Linked DNA regions of Homo sapiens: all the other regions are linked to region 1. The links are chromatin contacts, found by Hi-C or POLR2A ChIA-PET in ENCODE. All regions are on one chromosome and are shown on one strand. The core of a region is the stretch at or near the end of the contact, and the rest is flanking DNA. Distances in the headings are between cores, read along the strand shown. Region 1 holds the start of RTTN (rotatin). Region 2 holds the start of HMSD (histocompatibility minor serpin domain containing). Region 3 holds the start of PHLPP1 (PH domain and leucine rich repeat protein phosphatase 1). Region 4 holds the start of PTGR3 (prostaglandin reductase 3). Region 5 holds the start of ZNF516 (zinc finger protein 516).

What was found. Hi-C counts contacts between places; a loop is a spot of excess contacts on that map. ChIA-PET counts read pairs that join two places held with the same protein, here RNA polymerase II (POLR2A). Pooled maps may share reads with other maps.
Region 2: a loop to region 1 is called in a pooled map, with 5 times the contacts of the local background. The contact joins the promoter of HMSD here to the promoter of RTTN in region 1. A Hi-C loop is called at or near these places in 4 of 50 pooled maps.
Region 3: a loop to region 1 is called in a map of B cell, with 9 times the contacts of the local background. The contact joins the promoter of PHLPP1 here to the promoter of RTTN in region 1. A Hi-C loop is called at or near these places in 3 of 168 maps with a recorded cell type or tissue (B cell, CD4-positive, alpha-beta memory T cell and naive thymus-derived CD4-positive, alpha-beta T cell) and 5 of 50 pooled maps.
Region 4: a loop to region 1 is called in a map of naive thymus-derived CD4-positive, alpha-beta T cell, with 10 times the contacts of the local background. The contact joins the promoter of PTGR3 here to the promoter of RTTN in region 1. A Hi-C loop is called at or near these places in 1 of 168 maps with a recorded cell type or tissue (naive thymus-derived CD4-positive, alpha-beta T cell), 4 of 37 single-sample maps with no recorded cell type and 12 of 50 pooled maps. POLR2A ChIA-PET finds 5 or more read pairs at or near these places in 2 of 52 experiments (B cell and naive thymus-derived CD4-positive, alpha-beta T cell).
Region 5: a loop to region 1 is called in a map with no recorded cell type, with 9 times the contacts of the local background. The contact joins the promoter of ZNF516 here to the promoter of RTTN in region 1. A Hi-C loop is called at or near these places in 3 of 37 single-sample maps with no recorded cell type and 7 of 50 pooled maps.

What each region holds. Positions count from the first base shown.
Region 1 is chr18:70,204,244-70,206,943 of GRCh38, reverse strand. RTTN (rotatin) reads left to right here and starts at 1,257. Exons shown (of 49, transcript NM_173630.4): 1 at 1,257-1,316; 2 at 1,629-1,816; 3 at 2,681-2,700. The coding sequence starts at 1,286. LOC105372180 (a long non-coding RNA gene) reads right to left here and starts at 1,155. Exons shown (of 3, transcript XR_935599.3): 1 at 370-1,155. RefSeq lists enhancers at 858-1,097, 560-1,189, 1,108-1,217, 1,428-1,557.
Region 2 is chr18:63,947,941-63,950,640 of GRCh38, reverse strand. HMSD (histocompatibility minor serpin domain containing) reads right to left here and starts at 1,340. Exons shown (of 4, transcript NM_001123366.2): 1 at 1,241-1,340. RefSeq lists a silencer at 1,273-1,502.
Region 3 is chr18:62,714,138-62,716,837 of GRCh38, reverse strand. It overlaps PHLPP1 (PH domain and leucine rich repeat protein phosphatase 1), which reads right to left and starts at 1,297. Exons shown (of 17, transcript NM_194449.4): 1 at 1-1,297. The coding sequence starts at 1,154. RefSeq lists silencers at 1-33, 344-483, 694-923, 1,274-1,563 and enhancers at 1-876, 1,834-1,943, 2,034-2,093.
Region 4 is chr18:75,207,840-75,210,539 of GRCh38, reverse strand. It overlaps PTGR3 (prostaglandin reductase 3), which reads left to right and starts at 1,401. Exons shown (of 2, transcript NM_175907.6): 1 at 1,401-1,690. The coding sequence starts at 1,482. RefSeq lists silencers at 687-1,726, 1,752-1,927 and an enhancer at 966-1,896.
Region 5 is chr18:76,493,939-76,496,638 of GRCh38, reverse strand. ZNF516 (zinc finger protein 516) reads left to right here and starts at 1,397. Exons shown (of 7, transcript NM_014643.4): 1 at 1,397-1,495. It overlaps ZNF516-DT (ZNF516 divergent transcript), which reads right to left and starts at 1,300. Exons shown (of 2, transcript NR_164145.1): 1 at 853-1,300; 2 at 1-360. RefSeq lists silencers at 1,288-1,347, 1,478-1,577, 2,278-2,367.

The sequences.
Region 1 (2,700 bases), core at 8-2,507:
TTCTAAGTTTCCTCTTTGGCAAAATAGGAATGGGAATACAGTAGGCCTTTGCTGTCCACTGGTTGCACACAGAGAATTCAACACACGGGATGGAAAATATTCGGGAAAAAACCCCACAGTTGAAAATAACAATACAACAATTAAAAAATAATATGAATAAAAGTACAGTGTAACAACTATTTACATAGCATTTACAGTGTATTAGGTATTGTAAGCAATCTAGAGATGATTTAAAGCATATAGGAGGATGTGTGTAGGTTATATGCAAATACTACACCATTTTATAAAAGAGACTTAAGCATGGGTGGATTTGGGTATCTGCGGGGGTCCTGGAACCAATTACCTAGGGATACCGAGGGCCCACTTTACCTGCCTTGACATCCCTTTCCCAGGGAACGTGAAATGATCAGACCGAGAAAATGCAAATCATTTTCCAAATGTAATTTTGTTGTTGTTCTTACCGCTGCTTATAATTAAAAAAAAAATAATTTGCTCAGCTCGATCACTGTGCACGGTGCAAAAAATCAACTTTGGTACCATTCAGCAAATCATACCCCCACGTCCCGCCTTTATTTTCCTTTTTTGCAGCCCGGTTTCTCTCTTCTGCTCACTCATACCCGCCCACCCCGCTTTTGTAGCTTGCTTGTTCATATCTGAACTTGGGTATCCAAAGACACTGCTTGACTTTGCAGGTACATTTCACAGTTAAAGAGGGTTCGTCATTTAGTAGTCGGGGATGGGGAGAACTGTCACAAAGCAAAAGTCTACATTCTAAATCGTGAAGTTCTGGGAGCTGAGAATCAGATTGGCAGGGCCAAGAACGAATCCGTCGACGAGCCGGGAGGCGGGGCTCCTGCTGGGGCCTCTGCAGCCCGCGCTGGGTTCCCGAATTCCCGCGCTGTAAGCCGGAACCCCAGGCCAGCGGGCGCCGCGGCGGGCCCGGAGATCGGTGCAGGACGCACGGCCTAGCCAGAACTACAACTCCCGACGTGCGCGGCGGCCAACGCTGGTTCTATCCCTGCTTGTTGCTTTTTTTTTTCCCTCCGCTTCTTGCGACGGAGACTGCTGTCCAGGAAGTGCGCAGTAGTGATTCTAGAGAGGCTGGAAGCTCTCCTGGCGACGCTGGGGCCGCGAAGGGCTCACGTAATGACTCCTACTCCTGGTGAGCGCAGGCGTTGCGGAACTCACCGTCCCACAGGACGTGTTTCCGGGGGTACATTAATTGTGGCTGGACGCAGTGGCGCGGCAGTTTAATTCTCCGGCGGCTGCAGATTGACGGGACGAGATGGTCCTGGCAGGGCTCATCAGGAAACTCGGTAACTGTCAGCTTGCCCCTCGCCCAAGGCACCCCCCGCGCTCTGGCCACTTGCTGAGAATGGTCGTGTCACGTTTCCGCGGCCGGCCGCTCCGCGACCGCTCCCTCTTTCACCCCCGCTTTGTCAGGATAGCCCCCGGGGACCCATCTCGGACTTTGTGTAAACTTCGCGGTTCGCGTCCCGAAGGCACCAGTGGCCTGCTTCTGAAAAAAACTGGTTTATTCCGTCTTCACGCCGCTCCTGCCCACAGCATAAATAACGTAGTCTCTTTGCAGTCGGGAAATAAAATAGTTTTGTGCCGTTCGTTGACAGGTCATCAGCTGGCCGAGATCAGGGAGCGCGCTCTCAAGAGTATTCTCTGCAAGATTGAGCACAACTTAATCTGCTACGCTGATCTCATTCAGGAGAGGCAACTTTTTCTTCATTTGCTGGAATGGTTCAATTTCCCGTCCGTTCCGATGAAGGAAGAGGTTCTGAACCTGTTAAGCAGATTGGTTAAGGTAGGGTCATTTTGAAATAAAGAAAATAATCAGACGAGTGACTTGTTTCTTAGTCATTTAATTGTAGCGTTTATTGAAAGTTAAATAATTGGGGTTAAAAGTTTTTTTAATCAACCAGAGATGTTTAATTTTAATTAATCTGGGTATATGGTTCATCTTTTATTTGTGATACTGAATCCCACATGGTCTCTGCTGTGCTCAGAAGTAACACAGAACTTCTTTTGAGTTTTGGTATGTTCTGTGTTTTTGAGTTATCTTTGGAGGTTAATATTTGTATTCTGTTTTTGTTTTCTGACATTTACATCTTAAAAACTAGATATGTCAGTATGAAAGGGAGCACTTTAAAAATAATGTTACATAACCGTGATTCATAAATACCAATGTTAAGTTGCTTGCCCATATGCTTTTAGATTGGTATTCTTATGCCTACCTCAAGAGTAGTTAGTTATCGGGGTCAGATATCAAAGTGTAAGTTTAACCTTTCAAAACTAAATCACTGTACAATGGTAGAGGAATCTTAAACTACTTTGACATCCTGTTGACCGGTTGGGGCTGGGACCATAAGGTGAGTGTCAGTGGAAAAAAGTAACCCATTAAAAAAATAAGAGTAGGGATTGATAATGTGCATTTCTAGCGTTCAGTGTGTTGGCTCATCTTTCATAAATGTTATCAAGTGTTGGATGTATGTCTCTATAGGTGTATGTGCTCCTCATGGAAGTGCCTTACTTCGGGGCAGAGCCATGAAGGATTTGTTTTTCAGAAAAGGAACATCTGATATACCAAAAATAATTTTATGTTTTGATTGCTGTAAGTTATAGAGATTTTGATACAGTTATTCTCAAGATCATCCTCTTCTTATTTTAGTATCCCCCAGCAGTCCAACA
Region 2 (2,700 bases), core at 91-2,590, 6.3 Mb after region 1:
GTTCTATCCACAAGTTGGCTTTCAAAGTCTCCTGGTTTAATATTTAGGCCTTCAGGTTGGTTTTTGTAACCACTGTGCCTGTCAACCTAGGTGCCTATAGTCACTATTCCTACACAGCAGTCGTATATGAATCATCACACAGCATTTCTTGTAAACATTATTGAAATTATTTCCTGCCTCCTTTAAACTCATCTTACATTTTTTTTTTTTTTTTTTTTTTTTTTTGAGAGAGAGTCTCGCTTTGTCCCTCAGGCTGGAGTGCAGTGGTGCAATCTTGGCTCACTGCAACCTCTGCCTCCCAGGTTCAAGCGATTCTTCTGCCTCAGCCTCCTGAGTAGCTGGGACTACAGGCCCATGTCACGACACCCGGCTAATTTTTGTATTTTTAGTAGAGACTGGGTTTCACCATATTGGCCAGGCTGGGTCTCGAACTCCTGACCTCGTGATCCGCCCCCCTCAGCCTCCCAAAGTGCTGGGATTACAAGCGTGAGCCACCGCGCCTGGCCCATTTTACTTGTTTTATCTGAATTTACTAAAGGACTCTTTCTTGGCTTTGTTGTAACATGTATTTCAATTAACACATACTGGTTTTTGTTCTTGAGCAAATTCTCACAACTTGTCTACTGGGAATCTCTGTAAATTGGTTACTTTCTTTTTACACTATCCCAACACTTTTGCTTTCTGGCAACAGTATCGTCCTCATTTTGATTTTTTTCCAGTCCAAAAACATACTATCAACGCCTCTCCTGGTTTCTTTTAAAGGAGGAGGAATGTCAAGTACAAATTCTGAATACTGAGAGCATACGAGTTTCGGTACCGACAAATAAATACTGCTGCTGTTGTTTTTCCTGGAGGTCCCAGGCCTCACAGCCCCTTCCAGCGCCCAACATAAACTTCACCAGGGTGGGAGGCCTCATTGTACCTACTTCCAGCTCCTGCAGGATGAGTGGAGCCCAGGCAGGACTTTCACCCCCCAGCTCCGCGCCCATTCGCCCTGGCCTCCCCTCCCCGCGCCTGGACCCATAGGGCACACAGCCAAGTGCAGCCAAGTCCCTGCCCTTAGGGAGCCCCCGCCAGAGACCGAGTAAAGAAGGACAGCCCCAGGGAAAGGTCTGGAGCAACAGGTGCGCTGAGCACTTCACTGGGCTTCCCTTTCGTAGGTTCCCGCCCTTTTCCTGGGCTCAAGAGCAGGTAACGAGAATCCAGCGTGTGGGAACCACTCCCAAAGTCAAACACCTACCCCAGTTCTCCGCGCAGCTGCCCAGGAGCGAAGTGAGACCGGGTCGGAGAGGCGGGAATAGAGATGTCTGAGCGGCGCCGGGTGTTAGTTCCCAGTGAATGGGGAGGCGGGCGGAGTCGGGCCCAGCCAGGCACCACCTAGCGGGCGCCTGGGCAGGAGGGCGGGGCGGGTCCCGCAGGCCGCGGGGATCTCCTGATGTGCAGGAAGTGGCCAATCTCTGTGCAGGAAAAAGCCCCAACTGTCCGGGAGTTTTCAGTCAAGAAGCGATAATGCGCTTTGGCTATTTGGGGTTTTTCGTGGTTCCATACAAATTATAGGGTTTTTTTTTTTTTCTATTTCTGTGAAGAATGACATTGGTATTTTGACAGGGATTGCATTCAATCTGTAAATTGTTTGGGTAGCATTGTACTTTTAACATTAATTATTCCAACCTATGAGCATGAATATGTGTCCATTTTCTGTGTGTGTTCTTCACGTTTTTCTCATCAGTGTTTTATAGTTGTCCTTGTAGAAGTCTTTCACTTTTTTAATTAAATTGATTACTAGGTATTTTATACATCATATTTCTTATAGCTATTGTAAGTGGGATTTCTTTCTTGATTTCTTTTTCAGACTGTTCACTGTAGATGTATAGACATCTTACGGATATTTTATATCCATTTTGTATTCTGCAACTTTACTGATTCATTTATTAGTTCTAGTAGTTTTTGAGGGGAGTCTTTTGGTTTTTCCGATTATAAGATTATACCATTGGTGAGCAAAGCTAATTTTACATCTTTCTTTCCAGTTTGGGTGTCCTTTGTTTCTTTTTCTTGCCTAATTGCCCCGGCCAGGACTTCCAGTCAGATACTGAATAAAGGGGGTGAAACTGGGCATCCTTGTCTTGTTGCAGATCTTATAGGAAAGGTTTTCAATTTTTCCCTGTTCAGTATGATATTAGCAGTGGGTTTTTCATTTTGGTTTTTATTGTTTTGAGGTATATTCCTTCTATACCCAATGTGTTAAGGATTTTTATCATAAAGAGATGTAGGATTTTACTGAATACATTTTCGGCATCTATTGAAATGATCGTGCAGTTTTTGTTGTTGGTTCTTTTAATGCAATGTATCGCATTTATTGATTTGTGTATATTGAATCATACTTGCATACCCGGGTGAATCTCACTTGATCGTGGTGAGTGATCTGTTTAATGTGTTGTTGAATTGGAGTTGCTAGCAATTTTTTGAGGATTTTTTCTGTTTTTTACCTGTTGATATGACGGATTCCTTTGATTTTCAAATGTTGAATTAGTCTTGTACACCTGCAATCAATCTTACTTAGTCACAATGTATAATCCAACTATTTTACACATAGTTTGATTTCATTTGTGAATATGTTGTTCAGGATTTTGCATCTATACTAATGAAAGATATTGGTCTTTAAGTTTCTTTTCTTCTAATGTCTTTGTCTGGTTTTGTTAT
Region 3 (2,700 bases), core at 48-2,547, 7.5 Mb after region 1:
GAGGCTGCGTCGGCCTCGAGCTCTTCCGACGACGACGAGGAGCCGCCGCCGCTGCTGTAGGGGTCCAACCGGTCAGACACGCTCTCGGCGCTGGGACTCAGACTGAAGCTCTCGGTGTCGGAGACCACAGGCCGTGGGGCGCGGGGCGAAGAGACAGGGCCCCCAACGAACGGCTCGCCGGGGCTGGAGTCCGAGGGCGCTGGGCTGGCGCGGCGCGACCACCCGCCCGGGCCGCCGACGGGCAGGGGTAGGTCGGCGGGGGGCGCGCGCGGAGGCCCCCCGAAGGCACCCGGCGCGCTCCTCGCGGGCGGTACCTCCGAGTCCCGCGGCTCCGGGGGCGCCAGCCGGGGGCCGGCCTCGGGGGGCGGTTCAGCGGGCTCCCGGGCGGCGGCGGCTCCGGGCCCCTGGCCCAGCACCTTCACCACGCCGCCGCCTTTGTGGCCCAGCTGCAGCAGGCGGGCGGCCACCTCGCCGGCCGTGGTGTCCAGTGTGCAGAGCACCGGGCGCAGGTAGGTCGAGGCCATGTGGCGGTCGAAGACGTGCACGCAGCCGCGCTGGAGCTGGTGCCTCACCCAGTCCCGGTCCGACGGCTGCAGCTGCAGCGTCTGCCGGTGCTTCAGAAGCAGCGTCTTCCTGTCCAGGCTCCGGGTGCACAGCGACGCCGAGGCCGAGCAGGAGGCGGGGAGGCCGGCAGCGCCGGGGGAGTGCGAGGCAGCAGCGGCCGAGGACGACGACGACGAGGAGGCGGCCGCGGCGGCCGCGGACAGATTCCTCTTCAGCCGCCCTCTCCTCAGCAGGAGGGAGTTGGCGCCGCCGCCGGCCCCGGGTACGGGGGCAGCCCCGCCGGCAATGGGCTGGGGCGCCCCGCGCCGCCTCCTGCGCCCGGCACCCCCCGCTCTGCCCGGCAGCGGCCCCGGCGGCGCCTCGCCTGGGGCCTCTTCCCGCGCCCCGCTGCCGCTGCCGTTCCCGCCGCTCGGGGCCGCCGGGGTCAGCGCGGGCTCCGGACTCCGGCCGCCCCCGGCCGCCGCCGCCAGAGCCGCCGCGGCCGCCGCTGCTGCTGCTGCTGCCGCAGCGGCGGCCGCCGGAGCCGAAGCTCGGTCCTCCCTGCCGAGCTCGGGGAGTCGCTGTACCGTGGCCGCGGCGGCGGGCTCCATTGCAGTGGGGCTTCGCGTTTCCCCCCCAGCTCCGGAGGCAGCGGGCGGAGAGGGAGGCGATGAGGCGGAGGTGGGAGACGGCGGCGGCGCGCGGAGAAGGGAGAAGCCAATGGCGTTGTGCGCGGCCGTTCCAGGGGATTATGTGGCGATTCGGAGCATTCCGTCGGTGTCTCAGTGTTCCATCCCGCGCGCCCGCCTCGCCGCCACCGCCCCCCCGACACACGCCCTCCCCGCCCGGGTCGCGGGCTCCCCAGCGCCGGCCCCGCCCGCTACCCCCGCCTCAACCCGGCGAACCAGCCGCGGATCTGGGCTCATTGAATATTAATCATGCGCCGGGAGCGGGAAGGCGGGAGGCTGGCAGGGCGGGAGGGCCGCGTGTGCCTCATAAATATTCATCGCCGGCATGACGGCATTCCAGGGAGGAGTGGGGAGAGCCAGGGGATGGCCGGAGGCGGAGCTTCAGGGTAAACAAACGTGACGCGTGCGTACGAGGGCGGGGTGGGGGGCAGTTTCCCGGGAGGTTCCTGAGCCGGCCTCGGAGAGGGCAGTGAAGACCGACGCGCGCGGTAAACCTTGGGAGTTGTGGTTCTCGTAAGGGGATCGGCAATCCCGAGGGAAACATGGTGGACTACAAGTCCCAGCGGTCCTTTGGTTCTGCTTCTCCTGGCCGCCAGCAGCTGGCCGTGGCCAGTGAGTATTGTGCCCTCTGCCGTTGAACTCTGTGCCAGAGTTCTTAATGAACACGAATGCTCATGTTCATTAACTTGTATTTTACCCGCACTCCAGCTTGCCAGATGACTTTTATTTTCCCTACTAATTAAAGGTGAGGGCTTTCAGGGACTGTAAACGTACGAAGGTCGCAGGTCCTGGTCCTCACCTGCGCCCATTGTATGAGATAGAGATACACACCCGTCACACCACAGCATCACTGGCAGTCTGAGTGGGCCAACCTCACTTTTTCCCCACTTTTTCAAGACCCAGGAAGACAGGCAGCGTCTGGGAATTCTAACTGAGGCTGTCGTTGAATGTGCTTGTTCGAAGGCACAACCCTAAGTCTGTCCTCTCCCTCTCCTGTACCTGAAAAGGAAAATAGCAAAGGACTGAGGTTTCATTGTTTCCCATTGCTCTTGAAGTCTGAAGTAGTTTAATGACACAGAAAGCACTGGTAAGTAGAAGAAACATTAGAATGGAGTATGAGATGGGCTTTTTCCACGTGTTCTGTCTTAACGTCTTCTCTGGTTTTTTTCTTTCATCATTCAGGGAAAAAAAAAATAGTTTCTACTGCCACAATGTTTAGTCGTGGTCTGAAAAGTTGTATTTTTCGTCAGTTGAATCAATGTTGTAATCATTGGGCAGTTTACTATTTAAAAGAATGTTGTACACCTTTTTAATTGAATTACCATTCCCCCAATTGCTTTGTAATTCGGGATTTTTCTTTTCTTTTTTTCTTTCTTTTTTCTTTTTTTCTTTTTTTTTTTTTTTTTTTTGGCCACAGAGTGGGTCTGTCGTCCAGGCTGGAGTGCGGTAGCGCGATCTGGGCTCACTG
Region 4 (2,700 bases), core at 152-2,651, 5.0 Mb before region 1:
AACCCATATGCTCTAAGTTAAGTAGACATTAGTTCCTGCAGATTTTTAAACCTGTTAGTTCCCCCCCAACACACACACATACACATACACACACTTGCACATTCATACACACGCAACCACGTGCATCCAAACTACCCTTGGGTGAAGCATGTCCTACATTTGGGGGGAAAAATATCTGTGTCGCTTTTGCAATCTCAGGTTGGGGGGTTAGATTTGGCTGGGGAGGAGCCCAGAGTAGCTTTTATATTTTGGTAATTCGTGGGTAACTGAAAAGCAAGATATTTTTAAAATTAAATTTTACAATTTAAATAAAAATGTAAAGATGGACTTAGTTCATCACAGAAAAGTGTGGAAATATTTAATTTGGCCCCTCTATAAAAAGTGAATTGACATTTGGTCCATGCACGCCAGTAGGGAGAAAACGGACACGATGGAACGACAGATCTTTCTAGCTGGGTTCGAAAATGAGGTCCTCACACAGCAGTGCAACGTCTCCAATTCAGTTAAGTCCCTCGGCATCCCCACGTAGAACTTTAAAATGTGTCTGTGCTCTGGGAATTTGGCCTTCTGGTTTTCTATATGTGTGTTCTCTCCCAATGGGAAACCTGTAACAGTCTTGTAGATCTACTTAAAACATTCATGGAAAAACATGAAATCTAGGCCAAAATAAATAAAATGGCTTAGTTCCTGCAACTTGCATGGGACAGACCGTGGACAGAAAGCACGCGCAAGGGGTTCCGGGGACAGGAAGCCACCAGCCTGGGGAGCGGGAGGCACTGGACATTTCCCCGCCCCGCGGTCGGTACGGGTGCGCGTGCGGCAGCGGCGGCAGGGGCTCCCCGCCCTGCCCGGGGTCCCCGGTCGTGCCCCGCCGCCCGGGCCGCGCTCGGGGTTGATTCGTACCACCTTGCAAGGAAGTGAACGCTTCGCACGGGAAGGGGAGGCGCCTGCGCCGGCCGCCGCGCAGCTCCGGGGACGCCCGGGGCTGCCGCCGGCTCGGGGCCGCAGACGACCGCGGGACGCGCGAGTCCCCCGTCCCCCCTTGCCCGCCGTCCCCCCCGCCACCCTTGCCCGAGAGGAGTCAAATCCGGCTTTTAGAGCTCGGGGAGGGTGGGGATATCCGGTGCCTCTCCCGCGCCAGGAGGAAGGGGGAGGGCGGAGAGGATCCTTGGCCAGTCTGCGCCGAGCAGATTCAAACCAAAACAAAAAGATTAAAGGAGCAGCGGCCGGGGCGGCAGCGGTCCCCAGGCCGGGACACCCGGGGTGGTGCGCCCGGGTTCGCGGGGGCTGCGCCGGCGCCGGGGAGGCGGGGGGAGCGGGAGCGGGCGACGCGGGGAAGGGGGGAGCCAGGGGGAGGGCGCCGGCCGGAGGAGGGGCGGACCCGCCCGCCCTAGCCGAGCAGAGCACAGCCGAGCCGAGCGGCCCGGGCGGGGGCCGACCCCGGCCAGCGTCGGCGCAGAGAGCGGGCGGAGGCGCAGGCCATGCTGCGGCTGGTGCCCACCGGGGCCCGGGCCATCGTGGACATGTCGTACGCCCGCCACTTCCTGGACTTCCAGGGCTCCGCCATTCCCCAAGCCATGCAGAAGCTGGTGGTGACCCGGCTGAGCCCCAACTTCCGCGAGGCCGTCACCCTGAGCCGGGACTGCCCGGTGCCGCTCCCCGGGGACGGAGACCTCCTCGTCCGGAACCGGTGAGCCCGGCGCCCCCCAACCCCACGCCCCCGTTCTCGCCCCGGGCTCGCGCCGCGCCGCGCCGCTCCCGCAGTCCCCAGCCCGCCCGCGTGCCCACACTCCGGCGCGCGCTCGGGCGCACAGCCTGAGTTTGCGAGATCCCGGGAAGTTGAACCCGCCGCCATCTGGCGAAGGCGAATGTGATGTGACTGTTGCTGGTGTGAATATCCGATGCCACCGAACGTCCTCATAACTGAGGGTTATTTTAATTTGGGATTCCCCTCCCCTCCTCCAGCCCTCCCTCCTCCCCCTCCCGCTCCCGAAATAAAACCGACGGGACCCAGAAGGGGAGGCTCCCCGCCGGGCCGCCCGCGCGCACCCACAGTTCCTGCGTTGACATAATCTTTAGGGTGGAGCGGGAGCAGCCTGGACGCAAACTGCGACGTTTAGGTAAACGTGCTTCGGAGGAAGGAGGCTGGGACCCGGCTGGCTTTCCCTGTTCCCTCCAGGTTGGCAGCCGCCTCGCAGTGGCGGAGCCTGTCGTTGGATGTGTGGGTGTGCACCTCGCCGGTGTTGTCTGCGTGCTGTCAGTGCAGTGTGACTGTTGTCTGTCCCCTGAGTGTTAACGACCGCCGCGTGGCGCGTGTCCCGGGCAGCTGGGCCAGGGTCGGGGTGGGGGCATGGCTGCCTTTGCCGGCACGTTTTGCAGACATTCAGGTGACACCGGGTTGTTGCGAGACCTTCTGGCTTTTCCATTCCCCGCGCTCCCCACCGTCGTGTTTCCGCCTCACTCATCTTTAGTAACTGGCGAAGCAACAGGGAGGAAACGGACCTCACTCTTTATCGGAGCCATGCCCGCTTAGGTCTTTGCTCCGTGGGTCCCTGGCTGCCCGACTTGACTGGCAAGGCGCTCCTCTATGCCCTCTGCAGAGGCCTGCAAAGTCCCATCGAAATGTTTACGGTGCTGCATGTGTCAAGTTGAATAATAATATCGAAAGGGAGGAGTAAGTTCTGACTGTAACTATGTTGT
Region 5 (2,700 bases), core at 148-2,647, 6.3 Mb before region 1:
CATAGCGGAGGTTGTCCCTGTCTTTCTGCCTGACTCCCCCCCGCCCCCCGACCCCGACACACACTCCCCACCGCCCCCAGAAACATCACACATGCAGAATGCCCCCCCCGTCTGATCGCCAGCTTTCGGGCACATGCGCCTCCCTTTGCAGCGCGTCTGGAGTAGTTTCTTTTGTAAACGCCCTAAGTTGGGGAGGGCCGCGGGCTGCGAGTGTGAGGCGCAGAGAGAGACGCCGCCGCTGAGGTAACCGCCAGGATTGCAGCGCTGATTGCTACGCGGAGCCACGTTGGGCGTCTTGGACGGAATCCACCTCCACTGCGGAGTTATCACGAGGAGAAGGAGAACAATACGGCCAGGAGCCTGGTGGGAGAAGATAGTGTTACCCCTCCGCAGGCCGCAGCTCCCCGGGTCTACGTCACCGGCCGTGAAGGGGCGCTCGCCCTCGCTAGCTCCGACCCGCCCCTCCCCCGCCCCCGCGCGCCCGCCCTCCCCTCCCCCACCCCGGCCATCCCTGCCCTGTAACAGGAGAGCGTTTTGGAGTCAAATTAGGATTTCTAGTCCCAGACTCAACTTATTACAACTAACTACTGCTCGTGGGGAGTAGGTGAGGTGAAGAAATGAAGTTTTAAGAACAGAAAAATAAGAGTTGAACTTTCGAGGCTACCGGTAAACAACCCCTTCATTTTTAAATGGCCGGGTGGCAGAGCCGCTGTTTGAAGTCTTTCCAGCGGGACCTCTGTGACCCTTGATTCAGGACTTAATGTATTGATCCTGCATCTGAACACCCCCAGAGGCATTTACCAGGAAGTTGAGTGACACGCACACGCTACGCCGTGTGTAATGCACACGCACCTGGGACCCCCGAAGGGGTGTCCCCATTTCAGTCCAGATGGGGCGCAGTGCCCAGGTACCCGCCGGCGGGACCCGCATCCCGAGCACGTCTGTACGTATGGATGCGCGTGTGCGCGCGGAAACGGCCTCCGGGAGCCGGGGCTGCAGCAGCCTTAGACCTTGACGAGGGGCGACCACTGGCCGCTGGAACCGTGATTCAGTGCTATTAGGGGAGGAATTGGCTGTGTCTGAGTCACTGCAAGCCTCCAGACTGTCCCCTCAGTGTGGCAGAACTTTGTGCTGATGAGACAATAGTGGAGTGTGCGTTTCCTACAGGGCAGACCATTTCCAGGCTGGGGGAAGCCTCCGGCCTGCGCCGGGCCGTGAGCGCCCGGCCCCCTCCCCGTGCCGCGCAGCCCCCCGAGCCCGGCTCGCGCCGGGGCCCCCGCGGGGCGGACGCGTCCGGGGCGCGCGCGGGCGGCGCGAGGAGGGGGCCGGGCGCGTGGCGGGCCCCGCGCGCCCTCGCGCGTCCCCCGCGCCCGGGCGCAGCTGGCGCGGTCGGTCTAGTGCAGCGCTCGGCTCCGCGCCGCGGGCGCTCGGCTTCACCTTCAGATGCGCGGGGCGTGCGCGTCCTCCTCCCCAGGCCCGCCGCCTCCCTGCCAAGGTAGGGGCCGCGGGCGGGGGGAGGGCTGCGCCGCAGGGGCCGCGGGCGGGCGGTGGGCGCGGGGCCCGGAGCCCCGACGTGCCCCGTACTCTGGTGTGCGCCGCTGGGGGTAGGGGGGGAGGCGCTGGGGAGGGGGGTGCGCCGGGGAGGGGCCCCCCGGGCGCGGGGAGGGCTACTTGGCTTTCCCGGTGGGTAGTTGCTCTGCTCGTCAATTCCAGGATAGGGGAAGATGCAACTTCGGGCGGCGGGGCGAGCGCCCGGGAGGTGGTTTTTACCGCAGTGGAGGGGCGGGGTGGGGGCCGGGGTGGGAGCGCGGAAGAGGCTCTGGCTTTGTACACTTTGTCAAAGGCGACGCGGGAGGAGGGGAGCTCGGATGCGCTCTCCATCCATTAGGAGACAAAGAGCAAATTGCCTTACTTTAAAGTAAAACGCTCCGGCTAATGAAGGTGGGTGATGGGGCTGCGGGCCCGAGGAGCCGCTTCAATTATTAAGGGTTTGGCGGATGGGATCGATGCCTGTGGGCACCGCGCGCTGCTGCCTAGGGGACGTGTTTGCGTGGAGGTGGGGGTGGCCTTGTTTTTTACGGCCCCCTCCCCGGCTGCTTGCCAGTCTGCTGGGAGCTTCTAAGTGACCCTAACGTTAAAGAAGTGAGAGGTCCTGGAAGGGAAGTTCGGGCGGGGGTGGGGGTGGGGGCGAGGGTCTGGCACCGACTCGGAGAGGGGTGGGCAGGGACTCCTCGGAGCTGCGCCCCGCCGGGTGCGGGTGGGGGAGGCCTCGGTGGCGAGATGAACCCGGGTGTATGAAGGAAGAATGCGGTGGGGTGTGTGTGGTTGGGCGGGAGGTGGGGGGAGGCGCCTCCGCTGCCATTTCCAGGGAGAACTAACAGACTGAATAGTTACGATCAGTATTTAGATTAAACCGCCTCAAGTTTTAACGAAACTTTGTATGAATAAGTTTGTTAAATGGCAGCCGAGTGGGGTATTTAAAAGCAGCAGTTTATGTGTGTGGTGAGGAAAGCCAGTGGACCCCCGCAATTAGGGACCAGAGGGAACCAGCCTTTTACCCGAAAAATGTGGGTCTGTAAGTCAGCCTCATCTATTATCAGCGTTAATAAGCTTCCCGCAGCAGACCGGGAGCTCTGGGGGCTGTGTGTGTGTCTTACTCATTCCGCTGATAAAGAGTCACCGGGTCTCCGGGTGTGCAAA